2 separate regions of the Mus musculus genome follow, and region 2 is linked to region 1. A link is a loop called in an ENCODE intact Hi-C map of the cell type or tissue named here. Cell type or tissue: heart. All regions are shown on one strand. Region 1 overlaps Obscn (obscurin, cytoskeletal calmodulin and titin-interacting RhoGEF). Region 2 holds the start of Gjc2 (gap junction protein, gamma 2).

Region 1 (8,000 bases):
CTGTGTACAGGCTCATTCTCTCCCTGGTTTACATAGCCCAGGCCACTTGCCTAGGTCAGCTACCCACAGTGGACTGGGTCCTCCCACCTTAATCACCAACCAAAACAATTCCTCAGACACGGCCACAGGCCAGTCTGTTCTGGGTCGTCCCTCTTCCCAAGAGACTCTTGGTTATATCAAATTGACAATAAAAAGTAACCAACATATATTTCCAGGTGCACTTTTTCTGTGTAAACATTTGAAATGTACTCTCTCAGCTATTTCCAAGCACATGGTACATTGTTACTACCACAGTACATGACTCATTTCTCTTGTGCTGCGTTGGGGTGGGGTGTGTTTCCCAAGGCCCATGTGATAGAAGTTTGATCCTTGGTGTGCAGATACTGAGGTCCAAGGGCCTCAAAAAGGTAAGACTGGCTCACGGGGTCCTGGGGATCAAATTCACACCGTCAGTCTTGGTGGTGAGAACCTTTGCCCTCTAGTTCATCTCGCTGGTTCCTTTTTTTTTTTTTCATTTTTAATCAACCAATAATAAATTATAGGGCACAAAATAATGTTTCAATAACCTGTCTGCATTGTAATCAAAACATGGTAATTAGTATATCTACTACCCCAACTATTTACTATGTCTGGTGGTGAGAACATTTTAAATCTTCTTAGCTGTTTGAAAATGCATTGCACACTATTGTCAAGCAGAATCATTTTAGTGTGCAAGAAAGCACCAGAACTAATAATTACCTTCTAGAGTGTTTGACAAGATTTACCCACAGCCCTTGTACTAAGGCCCTTTTCTATGGTAAATTACATTTGGTTTTTGTTTGTTTGGTTGGTTTTTTGTGTGTTTTGTTTTGTTTTGTCTTGTCTTTAGATTTATTATGTACATATATGCCCACATGCCAGAAGAGGGCGCCAGACCCCTTACAAATGGTTGTGAGCCACTATGTGGTAGCTGGGAATTGAACTCAGAACCTCTGGATAAGCAGTCAGTGCTCTTAATCTCTGGGACGGCTCTCCAGCCCTGAAAAAACTCATCTTTATAATTATGTTTCAAAAAGACACTATGACCTTTCAAATTTTCTACTTCCTTTTATGTCACTTTTATACAGCTTCAAGAAAATAGCTGAATAGTTTTTATTTTTTTAATTTTTCATATTCTTTAAAAATAAAACTTAGTAAAGATACAAAGCGTTTTTTTCTTTTTTTTGTCTTTTTTTTATTTTGTTTTGTCTGTATGTTTATTCAGAAACCATTTCCTATTGATGGAATACTTGAAATGTTGTCTAGTAACACCCGGAGCTCACAGTAAGAGAAAACTCCTTAGTGAGGAAAGACAAATACACATCTAAGATTTCTAATGAGTGGGGGAGACTGACCTGTTTGCTAGCCGGCCTTTAGAAAATAAGACTCTGCCTACAGAGAGCTCTCTGCTGTCACAGCAGCACACCCACAAAGCCCTCTGCCCTTCCCTTGCCACACACAGACACCACAATATGATGTGCGTACACTTCCGGACACACAGAGACCTTTACATATCAGAATTCAGGAAAGAGCAGTCAGGTACCGGTACCCGAAACTACATAAGTCAACTTTTGTTGCAAGAAAATCCAATTATGATTAGGGGGTCAAAATGTCCCTACTTGTATTTAAATTGAATGGAAATGCTTCTTGCGAACAAGAATGTTCTTGCTGGATTAGGGCATGCAGGACCTGCAGACACTTGGACACTCACAGAGTCCCAGAGAGACAGATCTCACTTACTCGAATCCTAAACACCAAGAGGAGCCAGGGATGTCCCTGGGCACCAGACAGCAATGCAGAGAACGCACGCCTGGGATGTTTTGGGATGATAAATGCTACCCCGTAACAACCAGGACTCAGCTCTCCTGACTTAGTTGCATCAGCTTCTGCTCACACAGCCAAGCCATGGATTTGAAAACAGAATGTAAAAGATTTAAGGCTCTCAGAGGGTAAGTCCCCTGCAGCAGTACCAGGGTCCTCAGATTATTCATCATCTCATCCAAATGAGCAACAAGAGTGCCCTCAAACAACTGACCTGCCACGTCCAGGCGGAAGGAGAGCTTCTGACCCCCGGCCTCGCAGCTGTACTCCCCAGCATCCGCCTTGCCCGCCTGCTGCACCACCAGCCTCCTGGAGCAGCCCGAGGCCTCCACGCGCACCTTCGAGCTGGAGCTCAGCTTCTTCCCGTCCTTGAACCATGTCACCTCAGTCTGGGCCTGGGCCACCTCACAGCTCAGTGTGGCGCTGGCCCCCGCCTCTGCCTTCACCTCGCTGTGTGCCTGCTGCTCCTTGGCAAACGCCAGCTTGGGCTCTGGGGACAGTTAGACAAGGACACACAGGGTCAGGAAGGCCACACAGAGAAGGGGTCTAGATGGGTGGCTGGATCGGAAAATATCTCCCATGGTGGGCACTGGCTGTGCCCACGAGAAGCTTCAGCATCTCTTGGGACAAAAGCCAGTTCATCCACATATCCTGCCACAAATTCAGGGGCAGCTCCAGCATGTTAGCTGCGCTGCAGGCAATGGTCCCCATTACAGTTGATGCATTTAGGATCTGTTGGGGAACCTGCCTGACCCTGAAACCATGAGAAAATCTGTAACACTTGCTACAGTCCTGTTTTACTTTCACTTTGACACCTGTAACCACCTGCACTTGGCTCTTCAGTGGCAAAGAGGACATCCAATATGATCTTGTTACCCTGTGTTCCATGTGCCTCACAAGTCACCGGGGTTGGGGGAGAGGTATACACTCTCTGTTCTGAGCTCACCCACTCATTATTTAGACCTCATTATTGCTTTGGGTCTCACTTTAGATTTCGAAGCATCTCGGCATCTGGTATAGCAAGTGCCCCCACGTGGATCTTTGCCCGTGGTTTGGCTCAGTATTTTCACACTAGGACAGAAGCGTCCCTTGCTACATTTGAACCAAGAGTGATCACCTGAGGTCTTCCTGACTGTGTGGCACTTAGTTAATCTTCTTCACTGTCCCTTCAGAATGCGTCACAAAGCACGTTGGCAAACCTTGTGGGACTCGGGACTGCTAAGGTGATGCTTTTGACATGGGTGTGAATCTAAAGTTGTCACCTCCCGGGCAGACATGGAAACGCTTCCTCTGAATCGCTTGAGGTCTAGAAATTATTCTCAAGTCTCCTACTAAGTGATGTTTTTTGGCATAAGAGGGCAACAGAAAACAGCACCTCCAAAAGGCCATGAGTCCTCAATGACTGAGGTCAAAGACACAAAAATGGCTGACATGCTAGATAAGTGATTTAATCTCCCCGTGAAGCTGGCCAGTGAGCCCAAGGACGAGACACACAAGCATACGGACGAGGCAAGGGAGTCAGCTCAGGACGTAAATAAGTCTGTGATGCAGAAGAGATAGCCAGCAACAAGCATGCATGAGAAACTGAGCAAGGGCAGCGAGATCTTGAAACAGTGTGTGTGCGTGCGTGCGTGTGTGTGTGTGTGTGTGTGTGTGTGTGTGTGTGTGTGTATGTGTGTGTTCATGTGTGTGTGTGTGTGTGTGTTCATGAGAGAGAGAGAGAGAGAGAGAGAGAGAGAGAGAGAGAGAGAGATGAAAATTCAATGATAAAAATCTATAATGCCCTGGGAAGTACCATGAACATGCTAATCAAGCATACGAAAGTCTATCATGGGTGGAGGACACCAGGAAAAGCTACAGCCAGACAGCAGTAAAGGAAAGAAAGAGGGGCTGGAGAGATGGCTCAGTGGTTAAGAGCACTGACTGCTCTTCCAGAGGTCCTGAGTTCAATTCCCAGCAACCACATGGTGGCTCACAACCATCTGTAATGGGATCCTTTGCCCTCTTCTGGTGTGTCTGAAGACAGCTACAGTGTACTCATAGAAATAAAATAAATCTTTAAAAAAGAAAAAGTAAAAGAAAAGAAAGAAAGAGCATGCCCACAATATTCAGGAACTCTGGGATATGATCAAGAGATCAAGCCTATGAATCTATGGGGTAGAAAAAGATGAGATACAAATGAAAGGTGTGGAAAATGAATTCAATGAAATTATAGTTTAAAAAAAATCCCCAACTACAGAGACATAGGTATCAGAACACATGGTGTATTTACAGTCCCCAAATAATCATGGCCAGAGAGTCTTCCCTGAGATGTATAATAAGGAGCCTGCTAAAACAAAACAAAGAAGCAATGTTAAAGGGCTGTAAGAGAGCAGTGAGATGGGGCAGCAAATAAAGCACTTGCTGCCAAGCCTGGCAGCCTGAGTTCAAGCCCCAGAACTCGCTTGGAAGAGAAAATTGACTCTGACCTCGACACGAATGCACCATGTGCTCACACACACAACTTAAAGATGTAATAACTTTTGAAAAGGCAAACCCATTACACTAACCTCAGACATCTCAGTAGAAGCCCCCAACCCTAGGAAAACAAGGGATGGCCTATTCCATGCCCTGGTGGAATGGAATTCCTGGTGGAAAGGACTATTCCAACAAAGTTATCTCTTAAAACCAACAGAAATAAAGACAGTTCAAGAGAAACAAACTAAAGTAACTCGTGACATCCAAGACAACACTTACTTAAGGCTCTAATTGGAATCCTAAACTCTGAGGAGGAAAAAAGTCTTAATGACAGTAGCAAGTGGATTAATACATTTCACGAGAAGAGTAGATGAACAGGGGAGACATGGAAAAGATTCAGTTGTGACCAATCCTGTATATGAGTAAACCTCGTTAACAAAAACAGGGAAGGGGGAAAGAAAAAAGAGTCTGGCCAGATGACTCAGAGGTTAAGAGTAATGGCTGCTCTTGCAGAAGACCGGGGTTCAATTTCCAGCACCCATGTGGCAGCTCACAATTATCTGTCACTCCAGTTCCAGGGGAGCTGGCGCCCTCTTATGGCCTCTGTGGGCACTGCATACATGCAATGTACATACATGCATGCAAACACTCATACACATAAAATCAAAATCAATCTTTAAAAAAAATGAATGAATAGTAATCCAACTAAAACAACCAAACAGGAAAACAATCAATAAAATTGAAAGAATCAGAAAACACCTCTCTATAATAATTCTAAGTGGAAATGATCTTCACTCTCTGACAGAGTAGCCTATTGTATTAAAAAAATAAGATCCAGGGACTAGAAAGATGGCTCAGTGGTTAAGAGCACCTGATGCTCTCACAGAGGACCCAGGTTCAGATCCCAGCACATACGTGGTGGCTCACAACCACCAGTAACTCCAGTAATAAGAATCGGAAGTCTTCCTGCCTCCAATGGCACACACATGGTACCCAGACAAACACTCAAGCAAAAGGCTCATACACATGAAATAAATTAAATAAATCTAAAACTATTTTTAAATATGTCACTAGTTGTTTTAATACTGAACTCTTTGTAGTTTAAAACACACACACACAAACACACGTTACTAGTAAATTCAGACTTGAGAGGGGATGGATCAAAAACATGGAAGCCAAAAACAAGCAGGGTAGCTAGACTCAGATCTCATTGAACAGAGTTGAAGGCAAAATTAGTTAGAAAAGGCAAAGTTCACTATGTATTAATGAAGGAAGAAATTCATTACATCAAAAAGATGGAATAATTATGAATATATTATGTAGATAGTCCCAAAGGACTGACCTGCCACGTCCAGGCGGAATGAGAGCTTCTGTCCCCCGGCCTCGCAGCTGTACTCCCCAGCATCCGCCTTGCCCGCCTGCTGCACCACCAGCCTCCTGGAGCAGCCCGAGGCCTCCACGCGCACCTTCGAGCTGGAGCTCAGCTTCTTCCCATCCTTGAACCATGTCACCTCAGTCTGGGCCTGGGCCACCTCGCAGCTCAGTGTGGCGCTGGCCCCCGCCTCTGCCTTCACTTCGCTGTGTGCCTGCTGCTCCTTGGCAAACGCCAGCTTGGGCTCTGGGGACAGAGAAGGACACACATAGAGGGTCAGAGACACTGTCTAGATCAGGAAGGCCACCTTCGGAAAGATTGGATGGGGTGGGGCATCTGAAAAGCAGAACATCACCCAGGCTCTATACACTGGGTCCAGGAAACGCCCCTGGAGCCTCAACACACAACCCCAGTCTATCCACATAGCCTGTCACCACTGCTGGGACTGCTCAAGGGGACACATGGTTATTACAGTCCTCCACGGAACGGGTCATGACACATGTACCAGCCCCACGGTGGCGATGGAGAGTCTCCTCGGGACTTGGTAGGACATGCCTCACAGAGCTGAGAATCCTAACTCTCCATACCTTTTCCTACTCTGAGTCATTGTCAGCCGTGGCACCTGCTGTCTGTCTCACTGATGTCTCCAGCCATCAGTGCCTGTGTTCCTCTGTATAGCCGGTATGCAGGGAGACCCTACTCTCGGTAGTACTGTTTCTTCTTCATATTCATTTCAGGAATCTGTTTATATATTACAGCACCTAACCTCTCTCATTGTAGGTATGACCTGTGGGTCTGAGTCCAGTTACAGATGGTTAGATGTGACTTGGACCCCTAAAGGTTTACATGTCACAAGCTGGATCCTCACTTGGTGGTGTTAGGGTGAAAAGCTTTTTACAAGGCAGAAAATTAGTGGACCTTCTGGACCATGAAGACTCCACTCTCTTATCTGGAGAAACTGGATGAGTCTTCCAGGAACGGAGTACCACTCACAAGGGCTGAGTGTCCTCCATGCCTGTGTGTTTGACCCTTTCTGTTCCTAACAGGGTTTCCCCTCTATTTCTCTGCCATCCTGTGGAGCTGGTTCCCTCACCAGGACCCCAGAATCTTCTAGCTGAACCTTCCAGGCAGTGGAATCATTAGTCCCTGAGTTATAAGTTGCACGGCCTCTGTTATTTTGCAATAGTACCATAGCAGCTACATCTTCTAATGGGTCTGGTGTCCCGTGTAATGTGGCCAAGTGCATCAGTCTCCCGCACTGTGGCTCCTGCTCTGGTTTCCTGAAGACTCTTTCCCTATCCTGAGGACTTTAAGCCACACCCATCATAAACCACATGACTATGGTTTAGCTGGGACCCTGGTGTCTCTGATTCGCCTGGAATTGCCCTGTGTGATGTGAACTAGCAGACAACACTTTGTTTCCATGTGTTCTAGCATCCAAAAGTTCTCGTGAAGTCTTTTCTCCCGAGGAAAGGGAGGACTGGGTTTACACATGAGTGTGTTTCAGAACTCAATGCTCTGCTCTCTTCTATTTCTATCTCTACAGTGAGGACCCAGGATCTGGTCACTGTTGTGTAGCCAAGCCTCACAAGACTAGAGAAATATGCTCACACTTTCTTTAAGGATCTGAGATGCTAGGCTGGCAAGATGGCTCAGCAAGTCAAGCCCTTGCTCTACAAACCAGACAAATAAATGAATTTGACCCCTAGAACCTGCAGAAAGCTGGAAGAAGGGGACAGATGACCATGGAGTTGACTCTGATACGCAGCATGGCACATATGCCCATACAGGCAATAGTACTAACAGTAATTAAAATACTTTAATGTGTAACTTTCCCCTACAGAGCTCTCAACTAGATCATAAAATGCAGATGATCTGGCTAAGCCTGTAGAAACATCTGGACCACCACAGGCTACAGGTCGGATGCGATGCACACAGAGACTTGAGCACCACACAGCATCAGGAGCCCTGGACAGGTGCTCTGAAATGAATAGCTAAACACAGCTATTTGGAATGAAGAAACAGAGAGTGTTAAGACTCCTCGGTTGGCTAGCTCTGAGAGACATGCCTCGCTGGCTGACAACCAGGAATTCTGACATAACTGTCCATTTGCATATATATATGAGAAACATGGTGAACAAGATATCCTGAAAACAGCCAATGAATTGTGCCTCAAGTCCACCTCCATGTGACCAACATGCCTTCCCAGGTACAAGCCTGCATAGCCCACTTAGGACAGTCTCCTGTGTCAAGAACAAAATTCTGTGGGTTTAAAAGGAAGGGGATACGCTAGCAGATGCTTTAGCTAATATTTAAACTCGGTTGCAGATTA
Region 2 (8,000 bases), 82 kb after region 1:
ATGTATCAATTTGTAAGAGTTATGATATCCTTGAACTCTCCATCATTCTCCCTCTGCCTGCCAAGTGCTGGGACTTTCAGGCGTGTCTATGCTCTCAGCTCCTCCAGTGACTTCTGACTAGGGCACATATCAGGGTCTCACCTAGTCACTGCCCCAAGTGCCCTGCCCGTCCTCAGTTGGCTCCTGCTACTACATTCTCTGCTGTGCTGGAGCTCCCACCTGCTGCCTTTCCCTGACTTCATAGACACAAGCCAAATCACCTGGCCATACAAGTTTCACACACACACACACACACACACACACACACGCACACACGGTATGGGGGGGGAGCAGGGAGGACAGACAGGCAGAGAACCGTTCATACTCAACTCTTTAGTCTGCCTATCAGATGCTTCCCAATCACTATAAAAGTTCATTTTCTGACACCATCTCAAGCTAGGGACTCTAGAATGCATTTGTGTTTAGCATGGTAGAGGCGGACCCGGACTCTCACAGAGGTCATTTACAGATACACCGTGGAAACCTGTGGTGTGTGTATGATCTCTGGCTGTGTCCTCTGAAAGGCCCTGGCTGTGGAAACACGTGAGAAGTGCGAGCATTTGTGACATGGGTATGTTCACGCTGCCTGTAGTTCTAGTGCTTGGGAGACAGAGATAGGGAGATTGGAATTTCAAGGTCATCCTCTGCTGCACGGCGAGTCTGATGTCATTGAGACCCTTTCTCAAGCCCCGCTCACAAAACAAAGACCCTATCTAGGTCCTGGGTTCTGGTTTCCAACTTCTCTTTCAATAAAAGGAACTGCGAATCCCTGGGGGAAGTGGCTGATCAGAAGGCTAAGGAGGGAAACAAGAGTGTGGAGAAAGCTCAGAGAGGAAGAACGTGCTTACATACTCACACACACTGATAGGTGGATTGCTTACACTGACACTGTAACAATTTAACCAGTAGACTAAGGAAAGTAGAATCACAGACTGCAGCTTTGGTTACAGATACCCCAGATAACAACTGCACCCATGAATAACCAGGCTGATGACTGGAGAACCATCCCATCTCTGTGCAGAGGAACTCTGAGATGGGACACACAGTTAAGAGGAGCACACACCCACTCCAGCAGCCACATGTGGGAAGCAACATATCAGAGGACAGCATGAAATGGGGACTTGTACCTTTGCCGTGACACCTGAGCCCTATGATTCACCATTATGGCTGTTGATAGCACCTATATAGACAGGCTCATCACCCCCATAGTATTCTTTCTGAAACCCATAACCCCAACAAAGCAAGAGAAAACACAGGCCAGTTTCCAAGAGGGCACCCTGAAAAATACCCGAGTAGTATTTTAGTAGCCATGGGCAGCTAAAACAAGGAGACTAAGAGGTGCTGTGGTATCAGGAGGGGCAAGGGAATGTAGGAAACACACAGACTGCGGCTTTTCACTAACAGAGGCAGCACTAGAGTTTATTATGGTGATGTGTTTCATGCCAGTATGGAATGGGAAATGAGGTCCTCTGGGATCTTTTCTGTACTGTTATCTCCTCTGTTGTAAATTTAAACATGTTGAAGATGTAGGACTCTACCACAGAGTTATGGCACCCAGCAGAAACTACCAACCTCCCGCTTTGACCTGTGAGGCCTTCTTCACCAGCACCCAAGTCACATTCCTGGAAGTTCAAGAAGGCAAAACTTCAACTTCAGACTGTGGGGACCAGAAAAACAGATGGGCTAGCCTGCACCTACCTGGTGTAAGAGTCACAACCCTAAGTCTAGACAACTCCTACAGGTTGAGACTTCAGCTAAACTGCATTCCAAAAACGGAGGCACTAGCCTGAGTAGGCAACCCCCTCCCACTCTCCATGCCTTCCTTTGGCATTGCCCAGAGTACACACGTGTGCCCAATTCCTTGTAGAAAGCCCATACTCACCCTGGTCCTTGTCTCTCCAGTCCTGCCAGCCCCTCCACAGCTGAGCCAGGTTCCCCTCCCCATTTCTAGAAATCACTTCCCAGCTGGGTCCACACTGTCCCATACAGAGCCAACTCCAGCCAGCAGGCCCTCCAAAACGGATCTTCTCCAACCTCCCCGTCCTTGGACCCTGTATCTCCCCTTTTGGCTGCCCATCCTCATATCTCCCTCTCTGCAGTCCCTAGACACAGAAGGTAGGTGGGAAGGAAGCACTTAGAGTGAACTGCTGTGGCATCCCAAAGACTTCTGTGCTGGCTACCGCGCCACACTAACACAGCAGCGGTTGTGTAGGTCCAGCTGCTGAGAGGGTCTGCTTGGTAGCAGGCAAGTGGATAATGAAGTTTCTTCAGTTTGAGTAGACTGGGCCTGGTGCCCATACTGATCCCTGGGACACACTACAACTGGCTGGGGTGGACTGGCCCATCTTAAGATGGCCTGAAGGGTCTCAGCTGCTGGGGGAGGTACTGAAAATACCCTAGGCTCTCCGGTTTGTTCCCATCTCCCTCTACCATGGGTTTAGTTACCCCAAAAGAGCCACAAAGCCAGCTGAAGCCAAGCTAAAGGACACCCTGAGGGTCCCTTAATACAGCAAGACAAGATCTGGCCAGAGACTCAGTGAGTCTTCCAGGGTGGCATCTGGCACCAGCTGTGACACACCCCACAGAGCCTGAGAGGGGATGCAGGAACCTGGGAACCTCCACCTTAGCAGTAAGGAGTACAGACCAGTCAAGGCCCAGCCAGGCTGCAGCCCCAGCAGTACCCTCCCTACCTTCTCCAGGCTGGAAATGCAAACCTTCGGCTGAGCCCCTCCACCTGCCGGCTGGATGCTGATCCTCTCTAAGGGCATACTGTGGGGCTAGGGCCACCTCTCGCCACCAAGCACAATGGGGGATGGAGGAGGGGCCCTCAAGGGCTCCATTGTTCCCCCTAGGGTCTGAATCCATGATTGTCCCTGGGGGTGGAGCAGCAGGGATCTAGACAGGCCTGCTGGTCTCCCCAGCCTCCACTTGAAGTCCAGGCAGTTCTGGCTCACCCTTCTAGAGAAACATCTGCAGTTTTGGAGGCAGCCCAGGACTTCCCAGTCTCTCTGGCTACTTCTGCCTGGGTACCTGCCTGCCCTCTTCACACCCACATCCAGTTAATACCCCCAAGTCTGCCCCAGGAGCAGCCTCACCTGGAGATGCACAAGGCAGAGCTGTGGCTGACCACCGGGTGGGGGTAGCTGGCAACAACCACTGCCCTCCCTGCTGGGATTGCTCTCTTGGGCGGAGCCAGCAGCCTGGGCTGGGAGCCCAGAGGAAGAGGGAGGACAGCAGGACCAGACACTCAGAATGTCTCATCGTGGACAGGAGGGGAGGGACATCTCCCTCAGGAATGCTGCACCCTGCTACAACCTCTAGAGCTCAAAATTTGCGATCTTTACAGAAGGCCCAGGACTCTGCCTGCCTGCAGCCCTCACAGGGCTCACCTGCCCTTCCTTGGGTTGGCTGCCTATACCCAAGGCCAAGAACACACAGCACCCACAGCTCCAGGGCCAGCATTATGACCTTAGCTCTTCCCCTGCAGCTGGGCACTTTTGTTCCTGGCAAGTGGTATCTGTCCCTCTGAGTCCCCAAATGGCTCAGAAATACCTCAAAGAGACAGCAGCACTAGGTTGTCTAGGGCTGAGACGATTCCAGCCCATACTGATTGTCCCAGTTGCCTGACTCCCAGGGGAAGAAGTGAACACGAGCAACCCTAGCCAGCATTCTGATGACTAGTGGACCCTGGATGCGGGCAGGGACAAGGGCCACTAGACACCTATGCAGAGCCCCCTTAGCAGCCTTCATCTGGGCTGACCATGGAGGGGCAGAAAGCCAGAGGCCATAAGCCCAGTATGGAGGGCTGTGACACTATAATTCAGTAATTACTTTATTAAGAGGTCAGTCCCGCTCCAGCAGAAGGAACAAGGAAAGGAACACAAATAGTCCAGGGAGATTAGATATGGGTACTCTTTGGAGTCATTCAGCCAGTGAGTCAGCCCACGGTGCAGAGCCACCTTGTGGTCAGACAAAGGGTAGCTCCTTCTACTCCACAGTGGAAGTCTACTACAAGTCCTTGGTGCCCTGGCAAAGTTTCCCCCACCTCCAGGCAAATTTAGACCACAGACATCACTCTGTGGAATGAAGCAGGCCTTCAGGCGTGGCCAGTTCCCTGTGCTTTCTTGATTTCCTGCCAAGGAAGAAGGGAAACAGAAAGTCAGGAGAGGCAGGGAACCAGGGAGGGCTAGGGCTCATATCCTCCCTGGGTTCCCAGGGACTCCGGCTTTGCACCTGTACTTGACCATTCTGGCAACTGGCAAAGCCAGGGCTGCTTACAACACAGCAGGGTGTGAGCCCCGGCAACACAGGGTTTGCTGCGTTCACAGGATGGCTTGTGCAGGGGACTTCCCCAAGACAGGGTAGATGGGAAGGGCCTACCTCAGAGAGCGCCTGCTTCAGGGTTGCATAGGCTTTATCCAGGTCGTCATTGATGATCACCAGGTCAAACAAGCCAGGCTCCTTGCCTGGGGTGAGGCAAGAGACAGATTCAGGAACACTGGGACTTCGGCCCCTGCTGGGCTTGCCCCACTGTTAACAACCTGCTATCTGGCTATGGCTACTGTTGCCGTCACTGTGGTAGGATGGCCAGGGCTGGACAGTACTCTTGCTTCCCCTCTTCTAGAGAACCTCAGCTGGGGGCTGCTCCCATCAAGTCCTGACTTCTGGAGTGTGGACCACTGCCCCTGCCCAGGCCTCTCAGAACCAGCTCTGCCTGGGATGGACTGCCACATAAGGAAACAGCAAACGGTCTCAATGACAGTGTCTGAATGTGGACCAAGCTCAGACCCAGAAGCAAGAGCATAGCTACAAAAAGAGACCTACAACACTTAAGTCAGTAAACAAGTGTGGCCTCTCAAAGGCTCTGCAGACAGCAGTCTCGACCCCTCCATCTTTACCCTTGGTCCTCCCCAATTTCTGGTGGATGGGCTGGCCACGTGCTCAGAAGGTACGAACGGTCTGACTGCACTCACTGCTCTCCATGTCTGTCCGTGCAGCTGCCAGCCGCTTTGCCAGACTCTCCTCAGTCTCAGTGTTGCGCAGTCGCAGTCGTTGCTCCTGAAATACAGGTCCTTGTCAGGTCAGTATTCTGCAGGTCTCAGGACCTGCCCTGCAGGTTTCCCACACCAAGTACCCACCAGCACGTCCAGCGAGGGAGGCTGCACAAAGATGTAGATGGGACACAGATCAGTCTTCTTGATGCTGCGCACACCTTGTAGGTCGACATCTAGCACGCAGATGCGGTTCATGGCCTGCACAGCCCGAACAGCTTCCTTGCTGGGAGCAGGGAAGGGCAGTGAGCAGATAGATGTTCAGTGGATACAAGAGAAGACCTGGCCCTTAAGCCCACAGGAAATACATGCAATGACTGCTAAACCTTGTTAGCTTCTTAAGGCTTTCGAGAGCTTCAGAGAAACTCGGCCCTTTCCACCCCAAGGCCCATTCTGGGCCTGGCCTGGGTAGTGCAGAGGCTCTCGTGAACCCAGCACCTTCTGTACTTTCCAGAACTTCCAAGCATATAGTCAACCCTGTCAGGCCCTCTGACATCACAGCCCTTTGTACCTGTCCTGTAGCCGAAAGCCAAAAAGGTTTGGGCCTGGGCTGCCTGGCACTGCCTACCTCTCCACGTGAGGTGCCTCATGTGGCTCTTTGCCTCGCCAGATGGCTTGAGGACAGATGAGCCTGGGGCATGACTGGGCCTGCTTGTTCCCTGGAGCCTATCAGCTATGCTCAGAGACTAGGGGGTTAGCAAGCCATCCCAGCCCTAGGCGGGAGACTGGGAGGGCACTGTGAGGTCAGAGGTGACATGCTAGAGTGCTTTCTTTTGTTAACAGTTCTGGAATTACCCTGATCCATGAAGCTGGGCCCACACCAAACTCAGCCCACCTTGTCCCGTACAGGTTCCCTGAGAACTCAGCATGCTCAATGAAGTCCCCTGCTGCAATATCACGCTGCATCATCTCCCTGGTCACAAAGTAGTAATCTGGAGAAGAAGAGAGCTTTCCAGAAGGTACCCAAAACCCATCCCTGCCTGGCCTGGCCCCTCTCCACCCTACACAGGACTGCTATGGCCAGATCTAGGCTGGAACAGATACCACTGTCCCCATTGTCTTTGCTGAAGGATTGGAAATGGCCAGGTTCCATACACCAGGCAGGAAGAAGGTTCAGCCTTCACTATGATGCAGACTCTAATCAAGCTGTGAACCCAACAGCAAGAGAGATTCTCCTGCTGGGGATGAAGCTGTTACAGCCAAGGCACAAAGCAACCTTACCCCTTCCCCCTACCCCCACCCCAACACTCATTAGCTGGTGCCCAAAACCCCTGAATTAGCAGGCCGGCTCACCTTTGCCATCTTCTTCACCAGGTCGTGGGTTCCTTGTAGTATCTAGGAAAAAAACAAACAAAATTATCACACACTGAAGGGATCTACAAACCTCCCCCTACCCAGGTCTTCCCTTGACGGCCTGCTCCGTCCTCTGGTTATGTAACAACGGGTGGTGCTCACAGCCAGTGGGCAGCCCAGACCAGATCTCAAGAGGTCACTGGGGCCAAGATGCTTACTCTAGATGGAGGCCTGGGAAGGGAGAGGGTAATGGGGATGAGGAAGGTGAGGAGAGCATCTGCTAGATCAGGTGTGTGCATCTGGGGACTCTAGGAACAGTCCTGTGCTGGGACAGCCTCTGAGCTCCTCGCCCTTCAAGGTCTGGAGGCACTCACGAGACACGCTGAAGCCGAAGATGCTGCTGTGCTCCTGGAACAGCTTCTTGAGCAGAGTGCTCTTCCCTGCCCCTGACGGCCCGCTCAGCACTACTGGCCTAGGTCCTGCCATGCCTGTGGGTGGAGGGATATCATAGACATGAGTGGGGTTACCTTCACCGGTGCCCTGGCATTCTGTTCCATAGGAGACAGTGACGTGAAGGCCAACATCCTTATATACTGTGAACTCTCCTCACAACACCAGTCAACTGGCAAGATGGCAAACACAGGCAGCAGGAAGGCTGACAGGATTCCAATATCCAGCCTCACCCACACCCAGCAGGATGTCCACAGGCCAAGTGACCCGGAACCAGACAATGCAGCACACTGGCCCCACCCCATAGAGGCTGCCCTTCAGAATCTGACTTCACACTGCTGCCTGAGCTTTGACTCCCTTAAATGGCCTGCCCACAGGTGTCCCAAGTCTGAAATAGGAATGTCCCTGTCCCTACAGACATCCTCAAGTCTGTTCAACCCAAGCCAATTTGGGAAACTTCCCACTAGACACGCAACCATCTCTGACTTGTTTAGGAAGGACAATCTGCTGACAAGAGTTGGACGAGCACCCCCTAGCCTCCCAAGGGCAACGTGAGTGCAGCTCAGGGTGGGCCATGGGTCCGGGCTGCCAGGGAGGAGCACCCGCTGTAGGTATGAAAGCCCAGCAGGAACCTCCTCCATCAGGCTATCTGGGACTTGCGCTTCCTTCCTTGAAGTTCCGATGGCATCGCCTTAGTACCAGCTGATCCCCCTGCTTCCAGGCTCATGCCTGAGCAGACACAGCCCCACCTCACTGTCAGCTGTGGTCCTCCAGCCAGGAGTCTGAGCAGGTCAGTTACACGTCAAGAACCCCGTCTATAAAGGCCCTCCTGACTCCCCAGGATGGCACCCACCTACTTGATGTGTTGCAGCCTCCATGGTAGCCTGGGAAGAGTCAATGGCTGCTCTGCACTGAGGGCTAGGGGGACTAATCTCTGCCAAGCCTATACCCCGCCCTTCTGAGCAATAAATCCCTCGGGCACCAGCCCTGCCTGCACTGTGACATCAGCCCTGTCCTCCCACTCTGCAGGAAGGATGGGGCAGTTATTTGTCCTGCTCCCGAGATCTGCGCCTACACCTGTTCAAACAACCAGGTCAGCATCTGAGTGCACCGGGAGACCAGGAAGAGCCACCCCGGCACTGAGTACTGAGAGACCTGAGCTGCTGC

Evidence for each region. Hi-C counts contacts between places; a loop is a spot of excess contacts. Peaks named below come from ENCODE experiments on the same cell type or tissue, not always from the same donor. Only the 100,000 strongest peaks of a DNase experiment are listed, where the experiment ranks them.
Region 2: it touches region 1 in a loop (3-fold over the local background); 24 of 42 quality-filtered maps call a loop at or near these places.

Annotation. Positions count from the first base shown.
Region 1 is chr11:59,097,637-59,105,636 of GRCm38, forward strand. Obscn (obscurin, cytoskeletal calmodulin and titin-interacting RhoGEF) reads right to left here. Exons shown (of 104, transcript NM_001171512.2): 15 at 5,639-5,914; 16 at 2,054-2,329. Among named protein-coding and RNA genes, the nearest start is that of Obscn, 35 kb to the right of the region's middle. In heart, CTCF peaks have their summits at 912 (motif pointing right) and 4,911 (motif pointing left); no DNase peak of the experiment used is centred here.
Region 2 is chr11:59,180,017-59,188,016 of GRCm38, forward strand. It overlaps Gjc2 (gap junction protein, gamma 2), which reads right to left and starts at 2,810. Exons shown (of 2, transcript NM_175452.4): 1 at 2,730-2,810. Guk1 (guanylate kinase 1) reads right to left here. Exons shown (of 8, transcript NM_008193.3): 2 at 6,758-6,871; 3 at 6,384-6,425; 4 at 5,926-6,022; 5 at 5,178-5,316; 6 at 5,013-5,097; 7 at 4,420-4,505; 8 at 3,839-4,171. The coding sequence ends at 4,136. In heart, a CTCF peak has its summit at 4,002 (motif pointing left); DNase peaks (open chromatin) are centred at 2,955, 3,085, 4,025, 5,665 and 1 weaker place; H3K27ac peaks cover 2,341 bases; H3K27me3 peaks cover 206 bases.